Regions from separate parts of the Homo sapiens genome. Here region 2 is linked to region 1. Evidence: chromatin loops called from intact Hi-C (ENCODE). Cell type or tissue: heart right ventricle. All regions are shown on one strand.

The links. Hi-C counts contacts between places; a loop is a spot of excess contacts. Peaks named below come from ENCODE experiments on the same cell type or tissue, not always from the same donor. Only the 100,000 strongest peaks of a DNase experiment are listed, where the experiment ranks them.
Region 2: it touches region 1 in a loop (1.9-fold over the local background); 3 of 110 quality-filtered maps call a loop at or near these places.

The regions. Positions count from the first base shown.
Region 1 is chr3:72,241,897-72,249,896 of GRCh38, forward strand. No RefSeq gene overlaps it. Among named protein-coding and RNA genes, the nearest start is that of LINC00870, 95 kb to the left of the region's middle. RefSeq lists a silencer at 216-423. In heart right ventricle, a CTCF peak has its summit at 3,436 (motif pointing right); DNase peaks (open chromatin) are centred at 3,439, 3,785 and 5,036; H3K27ac peaks cover 1,513 bases.
Region 2 is chr3:71,982,595-71,990,594 of GRCh38, forward strand. No RefSeq gene overlaps it. Among named protein-coding and RNA genes, the nearest start is that of LINC00877, 110 kb to the right of the region's middle. RefSeq lists enhancers at 1-688, 58-407. In heart right ventricle, a CTCF peak has its summit at 4,653 (motif pointing right); no DNase peak of the experiment used is centred here.

The DNA.
Region 1 (8,000 bases):
ACAGATATGAGACTTTTGATAATTCCTACTCGTGGTAGAAAATGTCACCAATAAAGAAAAGTATAAAGAGTAAACTTGGCCAGGCATGGTGGCTCATGCCTGTAATCCCAGCACTTTGGGAGGCCGAGGCGGGTGGATCACCTAAGGTCAGGAGTTTGAGACCAGCCTGGCCAACACGGTGAAACAGTGTCTCTATCAAAAATACAAAATATGCCAGGAGTGGTGGTGCACACCTGTAGTCCCAGCTACTCAGGAACTGAGGCAGGAGAATCGCTTGAACCCGGGAGGCAGAGGTTGCAGTGAGTCAGATCGCACCACTGCACTCCAACTCCAGCCTAGGTGACAGAGCAAGACTCCATCTCAAAAAAAAAAAAAAAAAAAAAAAGAGTAAACTCAAGTCAGCCATTACCCAGGCTCTTCATGTCTGGATCTTGCCCACCCCCTGCCTCCAGCCCCACACAGCAGGGTCATGTCTCTCCCAGACCTCTCCAGGGACAACTGCTCCCTGGCAGCCTGAGGAAGCATCTTGCTGTCTCACCAGTCCATCAGCAAGGAGGCACTTCTTGCAGTCTACCCTGCAGTCTCAGCTGATACAATAGAAGTCAGCTCCTGTGTTCTCAGCCTGCACATCCCCCACCAAGATGGGAGGCCAGAAACAGAATATTTCTTCTGGCAGCTGCCAGCACTCACATGAACAAGAAAAACTCTGGGAATAAAACAAAAGTAAATACAAGTATTCAGCTTCATCCCATACAAAAGCCCTACTGACTCGCGATTAAAATGGGAGAAAGGATGTCCAGGCACCAAGAATGCAACTTTTTTTTTTTCCTTTTAGGAGGCAACCAATCAAACTGAGAAGAGAGCAGCAAAGACCATGCTCCTTGTGGCAGAGATAAACAATGGAGATGGGAAGGAGAGACAAAAAAGGTAGGGGGAAATGTTAAGGAAAGCAGGGACCGATTTTGTCAACGACAGGGCTCCTATTTTCTGAGAGGGATAAGCAGTCTAGGAGACTGCTCAGAAGCGGTCCAGAAGGGAGGCTCAGAGCATCAAGGAAAGAAGACAAACTCTGGAATTCTCCGCATGAGGGCTTAGATGTACATTCATTCATTCATTCATTCCCTGGTCAACAAATTTGTATTAAGCACATGACACATGCTGAATGTGCCGGGCATGGGTGGACACAAAATGCTCAGGCCCTGCCCTCACTGAGCTTAATCCAAAGGGATAGACAGGCGGTGGGCAAAGCCCTCAAATAAATACACAGCCACAAACTGTAATAAAGGACACTAACCCAGAACACTAAGAAAGAGTATCAGGTGAGCCATTCTCTCTCAGGGTGGTCAGAGAAGGCCCCTCTGATAAGGCAGCTCTTAACCCAAGTCCAGAGAATGAAGAGGAGGCCCCTGAGTCTGTCAAGGCAGAAAGGACCCATGTTCAAGGATGGAAGAAACCACTGGTACTGGAGCTTTATGTGTGATGAGGGGAAAAGAGCCAGGTGGGCTGGGAGGAGGAGGGAGGGTCCAGACTACACAGGGACACCTGGGTGCTTATAGAGCTTAGATTTTAGCCAAAGGACAGAGCCTCTTTTCTAAACCACCCCCCACCAGTGGGGTCCTATTCGTGGCACCTGCATTCATTTGAACAAAAGAAATGCAATTTACTTGAGGTCTCATTTGTTTGGGTAACAGACAGTGCTCATCTTCAGGAGAACAGGGGCCTTTACAGTAACTCCCCCAGCACTCCCAGCCCACAAACCAGGAACTCCTGACTTGGAACATAGTAAGAAACAACCAAGAGACCTCCAACAATCGTGTGGGGAGGAACGAAGGGACAGAGACAAAACAGTGTCAAAAGCCAGCTTTCATGGAAGCCATTGAACAGCCTTCTCCCACCTCCAGGTCCTCACCTGGCCTAGGAAGAAGCCCCACCCTCAGGCAGCCTGAAGCTTTGTTACTCACAGTGTGGCCTGGAAGCACCACCAGGAAGCTTGGCAGAAATGTGGACTGTAGGAGTTTCTCATTGTTCCTGTCACAAATTACCACCAACTTAGTAGCTCCAAACAACATGAATGTGTTCTTTTAAAGTTCTGTAGTTCAGAAGTCTGAAATGGGTCTCACTGGGCAAAAATCAAGGTGTCAGCAGGATCTCAAATCTGCAATCCTAGAGGCTCTGGGGGGAGAATCCACCTCCTTGCTCTCCCCAGCACCTAGAGGCTGCCTGCATCCCTTGGCTCGTGACTTCCTTCCTCCACTTTCAAGGCCAGCAAGAGCAGGTTGAGTCCTTTTCATGCTGACCTCTCTTCCTGCCTCCCTCTCCTCCACATAAGCACCCAGTGATTCCACCAGGCCCACCTGCATAATCCAGGATAATCTCCCCATCTCAAAGTCAGCCACTCAGCTACCTTAATTCCATCTGCAAACTTAACGTCCCTTAACCATGTAAACCAACATATTCACAGGTCCTGGGGATTAGGAAGCGAAATCTTTGAGGGGCTGTTATTCTGCCCACCGCATAGATGCAAAGGCCCCACCTGCACCGACTGAATCATCTGCCTTGGAATGAGATGCACAGGTGGCTCAGATGCACATTCAAGTTTGAGAAGCCCTGGCCTCCTTGCCCATCCAGGGCTGACGTCTCCTGGGCTGTACCCAGCACTGCCAGACTGCTGTGTTCAATTAGGCCTCAAGAACCCCTCCCTGAAGTCTGATTATCTCAGCCGGGTTGCCACAGCTGCAAACATTTCCTCTCTCTCCACATGCACTCCCATCCTTCATGGAGAAGGGGGTCTTTTGTCCGGAAGCCTGGACTTGGAGGCAGCCTCTTGTAGGGGGTCTGAGGTTTCTGAAATGTTTCCTTGGGGGAGGAAATGGGATTTGCATCTAGATATGGAACTTGAACACATCAGGGCAGAAGAGCAGAGTTTGCTCGTCTCCCATGGCAGGTCTGAGGATGGCTGGTTTTGGGGAAAGGTCAGCAAAGCTTGGCAACAACTGATTCCCTGCAACTCACTGCAATACAGGCTCCCAGATCTGGCAGGGAGGGGCTCTGGATGTTTTACAGATGAGGAAACTGAGGTTCAGAGAGGATGTGACTTGCTCAAGGTCACACAGGAGTGGAGAAGTTAGGAAAACAGGGAGCTGGGCCAGCGGGGCTATGCCGCACACCCCTGCATCTAGCTGTCATTTGGGGGGGTATTTCTCAACTGAGGGTCACCCCCCACAGGAAGGAGAGAGCAGGGATTAAGATCGCCAGACCTCTGGCTCCATCTGCTCTGAGGGAAAAATGATCACAGCAAATGCCTGGACTCAGCCTGATCCAGCCAGCTCCTCCATTTCCTCCAGACCAGAGCCGCCAGCCAAACTTGGAATTTTCCAAGCAGCCAGTTCAGCCATGGAAGCCCTCCAGGTGTCACCATCTGGGTCCAGCGACTCCAGGGCCCCAGTGGGAGGAAGAAGCACGTGCACTCACTGGGAACGCTGACCCAGAGCATTTCCTTCCTGCAGTAGACTCATCCCAGCCCGGCAAGAGTTCAGAACCAGCAGCCAGTTCCTGGCACACTGCCAGAGCCCCAGACAGATGCCAGGAATGACACTTCTTGGAGGTGCCCACTTCCAGGCAGAGCGCTTCTTTTGCCTGTCCCAGAGCCATCCCTTGCCCCAGCCCCACTGAGGAGCTGACATTTGGAAGCATCCCTCCACACCCCAGCAATGCTCAACCTCCCTTTGCTGCTGAAAAACATCTGGCCGGCTTGGCACCTAAGCTGGGTAAAAATAGCATGCCATCTTGTGAGCAGGCACCATGCCATTACAGCAGATGGAGACCTGCACTGCCAGCCAAGAGACTGCTGAATGGCAACAGACGCATTTGCAAGGGACAGGATTCACAGCTGGAAGGGTCAGAGGGCGGAAGTCAGGACCCTAGTGAGAGGGGCAGGAGGTGAAACGAGAGGGCCAGAGATTGGGGCAGGACCCCTCTGCCCTTCACAGGTGGGACCAGGCAGGGGAAGAGAGAAAATACCCTTGAACGCTAGAAGGCTGCAGAGCACACTAGTGAAGTCCTGGCTTTGAGGCCAGATGAACACACATTTAAATCTTACCTCTACCTTTACCAGCTATGTGACCCTGGGCCGGCTGTTTAACCTCTCCGAGTCTTAGTGTAAAATATACTCTGTAGGGTTCTGAGAAAGATAGTCCATCATTGTTTCTTTGCATATGCATTTTAGTGAGTGTCTCCCATGTGCCAGGCAGGCCCTGTGTTAGGTGTGGGATGTGGTGGTGAGCATGGGCCACCAACTTTTCTTCCAGCATGGGAGACAGACGTGAATTAAAAAAATGACACGAATAAAAGTAAAATGTCAACAGAGATAGATAGGTACTTCAAGCAGAAGGTTTGTGGTGCAATCAGAGCACATAATAAGGGCATGGGGGGAGCAGGGGTGACCAAGTCAAGGAAGATGTTCCCCAAGGAAGGGACAATTAAGATCCAAAGGATGAGTAGGGAATTATGTAGGGAAAAATGAGAGAAGGTATGTTAAGTCCTTAGCACAGTGCCTGGGATCTGATAAGTGTTGGTAAGTGGAATAGATTATTCATGAACACTTACTGAAAATAAAATCATAACCATAGCAATCTCTTCCACCAAGGGGTTACAGTGCAAGGCTTGGGCCTTTGGTGCCGTGAAGAGTCATGTCACAAGAGAGTCTGACCCGTGTCAACTGGCAAGGGAGCCAGAGGCGAATGGATGTTAGAAATAAAAACTCATAAAAATATCTCAAGCCTCTGGTGAGGCCCATTTGCAGGCCTCAGATACTGCAGTTCAAGCAACAAACCTCCTGAGAGGTTTGGACAGGTTGGCCAAGGCCCAGCCAGCTTTGCAGGCATGCTTTCTCCCCCTTTCTACAGGCAGCCTGCGCAAAAGCCGGGACCTTGCCTGCTCAAGCCTCCATTGCCCTGGCCCGAGCATGGCACAGGCTCCCTTTCTGTCCCCATTGACTGCAGGCCCTTGGCTGCCGCACACTGAACCTCACCCTTGGGGCAGAGCCAGCTTGTAGGGTGAGCAGGAGGCAGATTTCCCTCTTGGAATACAGACTGCCTTTGGATGAATATACAGACTCGAAGGGAGAGATGCTGGGAAGCAGGGTGAGGTCCCTTATGAAATGTCGGTCCCCAAACTCTGAGAGATGCCATGCTGTGTGGAGTCAAAGGTGACCCCTTCCTCACTGGCTGGAATGCCCACCAGCCAACAAGCAAACCATGCAGAAGCCTCCTGCGACCTGAATATCAGGCACATCATGTGCCTGTGTCCCTCAAAGAGGGATGAGGCAGAGGAAAGTAGCCAAGGGGTTGCTGCATTGAACGCCCCTGGTGCCCTGCCTTCCACCCTCCCCACCCACGCTTTGCCTCCAGCCGATGCTGCAGCCATCACGTGTGCCCACATCTCTCACTTTTCACACTGGGGATTCCCGGCTGCCATTTCATGCAGGAACGCACTCTGCTATTCTGCTGCCTGCCCAAACCCAACACACCAAACCCAACACATCATGGGCAATCTTTGACCCATGGAGGGCAGGAGCCAGTATACAATTACTTCCCTCTCTGTTCTTCAGCTAGACAATTCTTAGGACTCTTCTACGTGGCTTCTCAGAGGGTCCTGGCAGCCCTGAGCCCCATGGTCCACAGTGATGATCGGCTCAATAACATATTCTGCATTGCTTTCTTTCCTGCCCTGTCTCCAGTCTGTGAGGACAACATAAACTACCTGCATGCAAGCCTTTGTTCTGTAGCTCTGCTTTCTTGGGGTAACCCAAGCCAAGGCAGTGGTCTTCCTGCTGTCTCCCCACCAGCTGTCAGGAGAACTGGGGCTTACAGTGGCATGTGGGGCAGTTCTGTGGTCAAGAAGCCAGAGAGTTCCTGCCCCCTCCTCTCCTGGCTGGAGACTGAACAGCTGGATGGGATGAACTTCTCTAGTTGTCATGTGGGAAGGGCCCTTAGCCTGATGCCTTCCAAATGAATGTACAATAGAACTCTTCTGCCAATAGAATCATATGGATAGAGTGAATATTTGTTATTTGGGACTGTTGATCATTTATTCCTTTTTCCTAGAGAACCTGGCTTACTTCTTAGAAAAACACCTCATGACTCTTTGTGAGGTCTTGGTTGGAAAGATTTTTGGGTGACCACTGCCCACTTTGGAAGTCCAAGAGGTCATGGCTTCTCTTCCTGCCCCAGAGGCAGGCTCAGCCCACTGAAAGCCTTCTCCCTAGATTCAGTCTTAACAAGAAAGCCAAGGCTAATGGTCTGGCTGGAAGGCAGCCTGCATGATGGCAGCATGCCCACCTGCTGGGGTTCCCAATCCAGCTTTTCAGAACTCTCTTGGCATTGTTTCCTCCAACCCCAAGCCTGGCCCTCCAGCATCTTATTTAATCTTTGAATAACTCTCTCTACCTCTACCGTCCTTTTAATTAGTTTCCTTCTCTGGGTAGGGAAGTCTGTTTCTACAGCTAGCAACCAGTAATGCTTACTGATACTCACAGAACCCTAATATTTAAAATGGATAAAAATAGAGATACTCTATTGAAATGGGGAAGAGTGAGCAAGAGCTCCTCCCTTGAATCATACCCCTAACAATAGCCTCCCTGTTATCTCCAGAGTGCCACCAAGGCCTCAAAGAGCTTAATGTGAAACCCTTGGTCTCATCCCATCCTCTTTGTAGAGGTGAGGAAAGAGAAGCAAGAGAAGTCTGCTGATTTGCCAAGATCTCAGCACTGCTTACTGATGGTGTTCTATTCCCAGAGCCACGGCCTTTCTACCACACCATGGTAGCTGCCTTGCCAGAATATGGGAGACAAGGAGATACCACAGTGAAGCTCAGGGGCCATGCAGAGATCAAGGGAATAAAGTGGTCTCTCCTTTACTTCTCCCAGGTCACTATAAACAGCAACAGCAGGACAGACAGCCTTGGAGGGCTCCTTCATGGCATCAGACCCATTCCCCATCTCTGCTCTTCCAGTCCTCTGGCCTATGTAGGCATACTGGTACCATGACCCCCTCAGGTCATAATGACAGATACACATCTCAAAGTACTCTGCCAGCATTTCCCAAGGCATAGCTCCCAGCATCCTGCACCGACAAGATGCTCTGTAAAAAAAAATGAGTCCCATTGCTTCGCAGCTTTTTGGCTAAGATCAAGTGTGACATCTGTTCTTATCAATGAGACCAACAAGCATATGAGAAAAAGCTCAATATCACTGATCATTAGAGAAATGCAAATCAAAACCATAATGAGGTACCACCTCACACCGGTAAGAATGGCTACTTTTAAAAAGTCAAAAATAACAGATTGGTGAGCTTATGGAGAAAAGGGAATGCTTATACACTGTTGGTGGGAGTGTCAATTACTTCAACCATTGTAGAAAGTAGTGTGGCAATTCCACAAAGACCTAAAAACAGGACTACCATTCAACCCAGTAATCCCTTTGCTGGATATATACCCAAAGGAATATAAATCACTCCATCATAAAGATATGTGCACGCATATGTTCATGGCAGTACTATTCCCAATAGAAAAGACATGGAATCAACCTAAATGCCCATCAATGACAGATTGGATAAAGAAAATGTGGTATATATACACTATGGAATACAATGCAACCATAAAAAGGAATTAGATCGTGACATGGATGGAGCTGGAGGCCATTATCCTTAGCAATACTAACGCAGGAACAGAAAACCAAATACTGCATGTTCTCACTTATAAGTGGGAGCAAAATGATGAGAATCAATGAGCACAAAGAGGGGAACAACAGACACTGGAGCCTACTTGAGGGTGGAGGGTGGGAGGAAGGGGAGAATCAGAAAAAATAACTATTGGCTTAGTACCTGGGTGATGAAATAATCTGTACATCAAACCTCTGTGACACGAGTTTACCTATATTACAAACCTGCACATGTATACCTGAGCCTAAGATAAAAGTTTTAAAAACAACGAGTCCCTTAATA
Region 2 (8,000 bases), 260 kb before region 1:
GGAACTCCCCACGAGGCCATCAGGGCAGGCTGGGGGTGAGAAGGCAGGGTGGCAGGAGTGGAGACCATGGGCATTTGAGCCACTTCCTAATGTAACTTACTTGTGCCTTCAGGACCTGCTCAAGCCTGATCACGTATATGCCACTTTCATCTGATGATGGAATGCTGCTGTGCGTGACTCACTTTATGGCTAGATGTGTCAGAAAGCACCCAGTTCGTGATAGGCAGTTCAGGTTGCATGGTGACTTGATGACTCATAGTCAAATGTTCAGTTTCTACCAAAGCCCAGTAATAGGCCAAGAGCTGTCTCTCAAAAGGAGAGTAGTTATCTGCAGAAGATGACAGGGCTTAGATCCAAAATCCTAGAAGCCTCCATTGCAATTCACCTATGGAGGCCTGCCAAAGGCTACAAACGGCATCCCTACCTGCCACTGACACCTCAAGCACCATTGGATCTGCTGGGTCATATGGCCCAAATGGCAGAGCAGCTTGCACAGCTGCCTGGACCTATTGCAGAACCTTCTCCTGTTCTGGACCTCACTCAAAACTGGTAGCCTTTTGGGTCACTCAATAAATGGGCCGGAGAAACACAGTAGGATTCTCGATAAAATTGGGCTCTTGGCCAGCCATGGCACTTTGTAATTCCTGTATTACCGGCACCTTTGGAGGCTGAGGTGGGTAGATCACTTGAGGTCCATAGTTTGAAACCAGCCTGGCCAACACAGCGAAACCCCGTCTCTACTAAAAAAATACAAAAAATTAGCTGGGCATGGTGGCGCATTGCCTGTAATCAGCTACTGAGGAGGTTGAGGCAGGAGAATCGCTTAAACCCAGGAGGCAGAGGTTGCAGTGAGCCAAGTTCACACCACTGCACTCCAGCCTGGGTGACAGAGAAAGACCCTGTCTCAAAAAAGAGAAAGAGCTCTTGAGGACATGCCCAAAGATGGGGCCTTGTTGACGAAGAGCTCAAAGGAGCCTGGCTAGAGTTTGGTCAAGGAGAGAGTTTTTGACACCACCTGCTTGAGCACGACCCAACAGCTCTTGCCCCATGCCTGACTTTGCCTCCTATGCTGAGGACTCTCTTCTTCTCTCCTGCCCTAAGGCATCTCTGTTGCTGCTGAGACACCAGGTGGCCTAGACCCCAACATGTGTGACCTGGAAGTGAGCAGGGTGGTTAACACTTTGATCAGTGAGGGACAGAAGCTGGTCAAATGATAAATTGGGAGAACTTATTGGAAAGGATAAACTCTGATACTGTCCTCCCAATGAGCGCACACTGTCCTAAGATGTGTGTACAACCTGTCGGAGGACAGTGACAAATTGGAGCAATCGATCGCTTTCCATGCCAACTTGGCATGCACCTTCTTATATTTGCTGTCATTCATTCCTGACCTCATTCCTGTTTCCCCTCACTCTATCATCCCTGGGACTGCACTTCCCAATAAAATATTAGTGTATAATCATTTGCCTCCAGCTCTGTTTTCTAGAGAATCTAGGCTGAGACAACTAGCACTGTGATGCCCAGAGGAGACTGGGATTCAAAGAATATTATGTTTGAAGACCTTTATGCTCAGTAGAATCCTTACGTGATGCAAGATTAAGTTAGGATTAATATCCGGATCATGCTTGAGGCTAGCTCTGTTTTAAGAAGGCTTTCACAGGGAGCCCCTCTCTTGCTCTTGACATTTAGAAGTATGGGAAGGTACAGTCCTTTTCCTGAGCTGTCTGACTTTTAGCTGCCAGACACACCTGTAGCAGCCGCCAGATGATGCAGGCTCTTCCTCCTTAGTAACCATCTGTCTACAATGATGGGCAGCCTCAAGGGAGGGTCTCCTCTACCATCTCCCTCTCGTTTCTTCTCCTTGGTCTCTCAACCCCTCTGAATAGCTGAATACCTCCCCTCTTTATATCTTAGCTTTCTGTGGACCAAAACCCAGAAAGGCAAGGGGCTGTGCACCCAGGCGCATAGTTACAATCTGACACCCAATAGATACTTTACGTTCCAGGATGTATCAAAAGCAGGTGGCAGTGGGCGCGGTGGCTCACGCCTGTAATCTCAGCACTTTGGGAGGCCGAGGTGGGTGGATCACTTGTCAGGAGTTCAAGACCAGCCTGGCCAACATGGTGAAACCCCATCTCTACTAAAAATACAAAAATTAGCTGGGCCTGGTGGTGGGTGCCTATAATCCCAGCTACTTGGGAGGCTGAGACAAGAACTGCTTGAACCCGGGATGCAGAGGTTACGGTGAGCCGAGATGGTGCTACTGCACTCCAGCCTAAGCAACAGAGCAAGGTTCTGTCTCAAAAAAAAAAAAAAAAAAATACATGTGGCAAATAAGCACATGAGAACAGTTTTGACATCATTAGTTATTAGGGAGACTCAAGTTAAAACCACAATGAGCTACCAAAAAAAAAAAAAAAAAAAAAGAAAGAACAAAAGCATGTGCAAATCTGTCAAAATCATGATATGAAAATGTGTACACAACATAATGCAGTGTGCCAGCATTCACTGAGATTTCAAAGTCAATTCAAGCAATAGCTATCAGCGCTGGTCCTGTGCTAATCTTAAAATGGCACAAGGCAGTTACGGTCACAGGTGCTTCCCACACACCAGGCATGTACCGAACGTTTCATGTAAGTGTTTCATTTTGAATCAAAACCTTGTGAGGTAGACTATTATTATCTCTAATTTACAAAGGAGGCAAATGAGCTTCAGAGAGAAAAGGAACTTGCCAGAATCTCACAACTGGCTGAACCAAAATTCGGATCCAGGACTTTCTAACTGCAAAGCCCACAATCATAAGCCTTGTGCTTCCCCCATATCCTGTTGGCCCTGACTTCCTTACACGCCTACGAAGTCCTCTGTGATCTCTGCCTGAGGGTTTTCTCCTCTGCACACATGTTGGGCTGCAAGTGCTCAGGAGTTGATACTCCCAAGAGCAGCCCCAGCTGATGATGAATGAGCATTGGAGGGTAAGCATCAGCTTCCTTGCCCCTTGCGGGCCTTAACCCTGGTAGGTTCTGCACAGTCTTCTGAAGGTTCCCAGTTGTCTGCAGTGAAAACCCACTCAGCAACACACAAAATTGGCTTCCTTCTCTTCCCTGTCTCATTTCCCAACTCCCCTAGTGGGATCACTTTCCAAATCAACAGTGTGTACTGAAACTCCTGTCTCAGAGTCTGCTGCTCGGGGGCGGGTGGGGTGGAAGATAGACTCGGTGGGAGGTAGGGTTCCTTATTCTGGAAGAACTTACATATTCTTATGGAGAAAACACACACACACACACACACACACACACACACACACACACACACACGCATGCACAGAGAAGTAGAGAAATAACAAAGACTGTCTCCTGAAGGTAGAACTGCGTGGTATCATGTATCAAAGATAGAATGGGCCTGATGGTACAAAGTGAAGGCAGCTGCACCTGATGACCCCTCACTTTTTTTTTTTTTTTTTTTTTTTGAGACAGGGTTTCACTCTGTCACCCAGGCTGGAGTGCAGTGGTGCTATCTCAGCTTACTGCAACATCTGCCTCCCTGGTTCAAGTAATTCTCCTGCCTCAGCCTCCCACGTAGCTGAGTTTACAGGTGTGCACCACCACACCTGGCTAGTTTTTGTATTTTTAGTAGAGACAGGGTTTTACCATGTTGTCCAGACTGATCTCAAACTCTCGACCTAAGGTGATCCTCCCACCTCAGCCTCCCAAAGTGCTGGAATTACAGGTGTGAGCCACCATGCCTAGTCGACCCCTGATGTTTTGACTGAAAGACCTCAGATTCTCTCCCTTGTGCCACCACCCAGGAGGGTACAAACAGAACAAAATCTGGGCCTTAGGCCTTTCCTCTGATTCCTTAGGGGAATCATATCTGCCCAGCACACTGGGCTGGCTTTGCACAACAGTAAAGTTTATTGCCACGTGAGAGGTGCTAATGTTTTACCACTGAGAATATCTCAGAAGTTAGAACCTCAGGTCCTTCAGTTGTCTTAGCTATGGATGAAAAACCTTCCATCACCCAGCTGCTTGGGTCTTAAGATAGGAAGTGACAGCTACGGTCTTAAGGTAGGAAGCAGTATGTTTTGAGAGCGATCTGTCATTTCTCCACATTTGGCCCACTAGAGTCTTTCTTACTTGAGCACTAAAACATGCTTCTGACCTCTGATCAAAACGGTGTTGATGATACAGAGTCATGTGCCTGACTCAGGCCATGCAAATCACCCCACCGCCAACTCCTAATTCCCTCAAGGATTATCAAAAGAACATAAATAAAGGGTCGACTGCCTCCATTATCCAGCATTCAACTCCTTTTTCGATGTGGGCATGAAAGCAGAGAGCTGTGTAGTTGGTTGAATGATGGCCCCCTAAAAATATGTCCACCTAGTACCTGTGAATGTGACCTTATTTGGAGAAAGGGTCTTGGCAGGTGCAATTAAGCAAGGCTCTCAAGATGAGATCATCTTGGATCATCTGGATAAGTCTTCAGTGGAATGCACGTGTTCATATAAGAGACAGAAGATAAGAAGACAGAGGAGGAAAAGTCCACATGAAGGCAGAGGCCGAGATTGGAGTGATGTGGCCACAAACTAAGCAATGCCAGGCTCCACCAGAAGCTGGAAGCAGCAGGGAACAGAATCCCTGCTACAGCCTCCAGAGGGAGTGCAGTCCTGCTGACACCTTGACTTTAAATTTCTAGCTTCCAGACAGTGACAGAGTACATTTCTGTTTTCCTAACCGAGCCAGTTTTTGTGGTATCTGTTACAGCAGCCACGGGAAACTAATACAAGTTGCTAACAATTTTTGGCCCTAACAACGTTTTCAGGGCTTTAACCCTTAATCTTCATAATGATGCTTTAAATGTTTTAATTAAATTAATTTTTTTCTTCTTATAACGAAGCTTTTTGGGTTCTTTTAGAAACTGGGTCTCGCTCCGTTGCCCAGGCTAGGGTGCAGTGGCGTGACTGTAGCTCACTGTAACCTCAACCTTCTGGCCTCAAGCAGTCCTCCCACTTCTGCCTCTCAAAGTGCAGGGATTACAGGAGTGAGCTACTGCACCCAGCCCATAATGATAATTTAAGGTAAGGATTGTTTTTGCTTCATTTCATAGGCAAGGAAACTGAAAAGCAGAGAGTTAAAGTGACTTATCCAGGTACATTAAGCAAGAAAATGGCCAAGCTTGACTTCAAATCCAGGCTATCTGATCCCAGAGCTAGTACCTTTAATGACTGTGGCCTCCTGCTTCTCCAAGCGGAATTACAAGCAGAATCCACCCCCTCCTGCCTCATGTGTGTAGTAATTGTTGGAACGCGGTTCCTTGCCTCTCACAACAGTTCCCTGTGCTCCCCTGGCAGGCAGGATATATACACATCTGACTGGGCTGAGCTAATTGGACTCTAAATCTGCAGGGAGTGAGGCAAAGCCGCAGGGTGGTTAATTTCTTCCTGGCGGTGGTAGTGGTGGCATCCTAGGCAGATGCTTCCTGTTAAAATTCATTGTGGTTCTTCCTGTTGATTGACCTACTGCAACTGCCTTGATTCCTGCCCTGTCCAGTCCCCAATATTCTTTCTCAATTCCTTCTCCACTGAAGAAAGCCAGAGTTAATTTCTGTTGTTTGAAATCAAAAATCTGTCTAATGCAGAGGAAAAGCTGGCACCTGGTGAACCCCAGGCAAAGCAAACATCTCAATGTAATCCTCAGCTTACCCTGTGCCTTCTTTGAGGCTGAGCTCAGCACTGGGGCCAGTGCCCCTGCCTCAAATAGATCAGTTTTACAAACTATTAGGAGGTAATATAGATGGGGCTGATGATCTCAAGGAAAATGAGAAAGGGAATTTATAGCACTGCCCAGACTGAACTTCATAAAACTCTAAAAACCTCTCTGTCTTCCCCGTCACTTCCTCTTAAGGAGTTGGCTATCTCATCTTCTCCAGCCCCTGGCCTCTGTGCATTTCCACTCTGACCATCAGCTCACATTCCCTACTCAAGAGAAAGGAGCCCTGGATTTCTCCCTTTAAAAATCAGTTCAGGCCAGAGGTGGTGGCCTACTCCTATAATCCCAGCACTTTAGGAGGCCAAGACAGGAGGATCACTTGAGCCTAGGAATTTGAGACCAGCCTGGATGATATAGTAAGATCCTGTCTCTACAAAAAAAAAAAAAAAGCTGGACATGGTGTCAGTCATCTATAGTACCAGCTACTCAGGAGGCTGAGAGGGGAGGATCATTGAGCCTGGGAGGTTGAGGCTGCAGTGAGCCATGATCATACCACTGCATTCTAGCTTGGGTGACAGAGCAAGATCCTGTTTGCTTAAAACAAAAACAAAAAACTAGTTCAATGAACATACACTGTTTCTCAAACATTCTTGGATATTCAAACTGCACAGGATGTAACTTATGGGCCTCCATATATTTGCTCAGCTTCACTATTCTAAGCTTTAATCTTTAAGCAACATGAGCTAAAACATCTCCTCATAAAAATAGATGTTTCTTGGGTGGCTGGGCATACACTGTCCTGGAGAAAATAAAATTATCCTCTCAATATTCTATCAGGGAGGGGCTCACATCTGTATCCTAGGTCCCCATATTCTAATCCCCGCAGCAGCATCAGTCTCCCCTGGAGTAAAGGCAAAGCCTTCCCATGACCCCCGTCATGCCCACTCTGAGGCCCAGGACTGACCTGACTCATCAGGGCCCTGGCTCCTCCCTCTAATTCCAGGCGCAGGAGAAGCATCATGCTTTGGGGCGTGGAATTTGGCTTCCTCAGTGGCTGCTTAGATGGAGATGACACCACCCAGAAATGGCATGAGTCAATGCCCCATGGAGCTAATGTTGACCAAGGAGAGACCTGGCAGTGAAGGAGCCACAGTTAAATTCCTTGCACTTTGCTCCCCTGATGGACTCTTCTGAGGCTTAGGAGTACCTCTTTTACTTCTCTGCAGATGTACTGCATGAACAAGCAACCTGCTGTGTTTCATTGTGAAGCTGTGGCCAGCCCAATTGGTAATGCACCACCTACATTTGCGTTCCTTCCTTCTCCACCTCATTTCTTTGTTCCCTTATTCTTGTGGCCTGTGATTGCACCCCCAATAAGCACGGTCAGGTAAGCATCATCTCAGGCTCTATTTTCTATGGAATGTGAGCTAAAATATCTCCCAAGAAAAATAGCTCCTTCTTATGTGGGAGGGCAGATTTTGCTCTGAAGAAAATAATAATTTTATTACATTATTATACCACAGAAGAGTCCTAAAGCCATATGCCAGAAACCTTAAAGAACTTCTGCAAAATGTGACGGTTCAAGACAAGATTAAAGACTGGCTTGACCTGACTTCACAGAAACAATGAATTCGGAAAGCAAACAGAGGAGTCTGCATGAATGGAGTAAAATTATTACTGTTATCATTGTCATCATCATCTTCACAGCTAACACTTTCTCTGAGCTTACCATATGCTGGGCACTCTTCTATGCACCCTATATCTAGGCTCATAGAATCCTCACGACATAAACCCAGGAGGTCAGCATTATTAATATCTCCATTTTATGGAGGAAGAAACTGAGGTTCAGCCCAGTCAAGTAACTTACCCCAAATCACATAGCTAGAAAGTGGTGGAACTGGGACTTGAACCCAGGCAGTCTAGTTTCAGGGCCCTGCCCATTAACATTACTATCTTGCATGGTCTTTCTCCTTCATCTGAGTATCAGTGATTCAGACATGGATGAATACAGTCTCTGAAAGAAACTTAGCCCATCTCAGTAATTTGCAAATATAGGCTATTCTCTGAATAAATAAGAAAACAAAAAAGAATTTACTGTTTGTGGCAATGGAAAGGGGCCAATGTGAAAACAGCAAATTTATCTTGAAAGAAAAACATGTGAAACTAGGTAAGTCATCATTAGTATTTTCAAGATAACTTAAAGACCCATCATATCTATTAAATGACAGCAGGTTGTCATGAAGAATAAACATAATCCAAGATCCATAATCCAGTCTATAAAGACTGCAGATG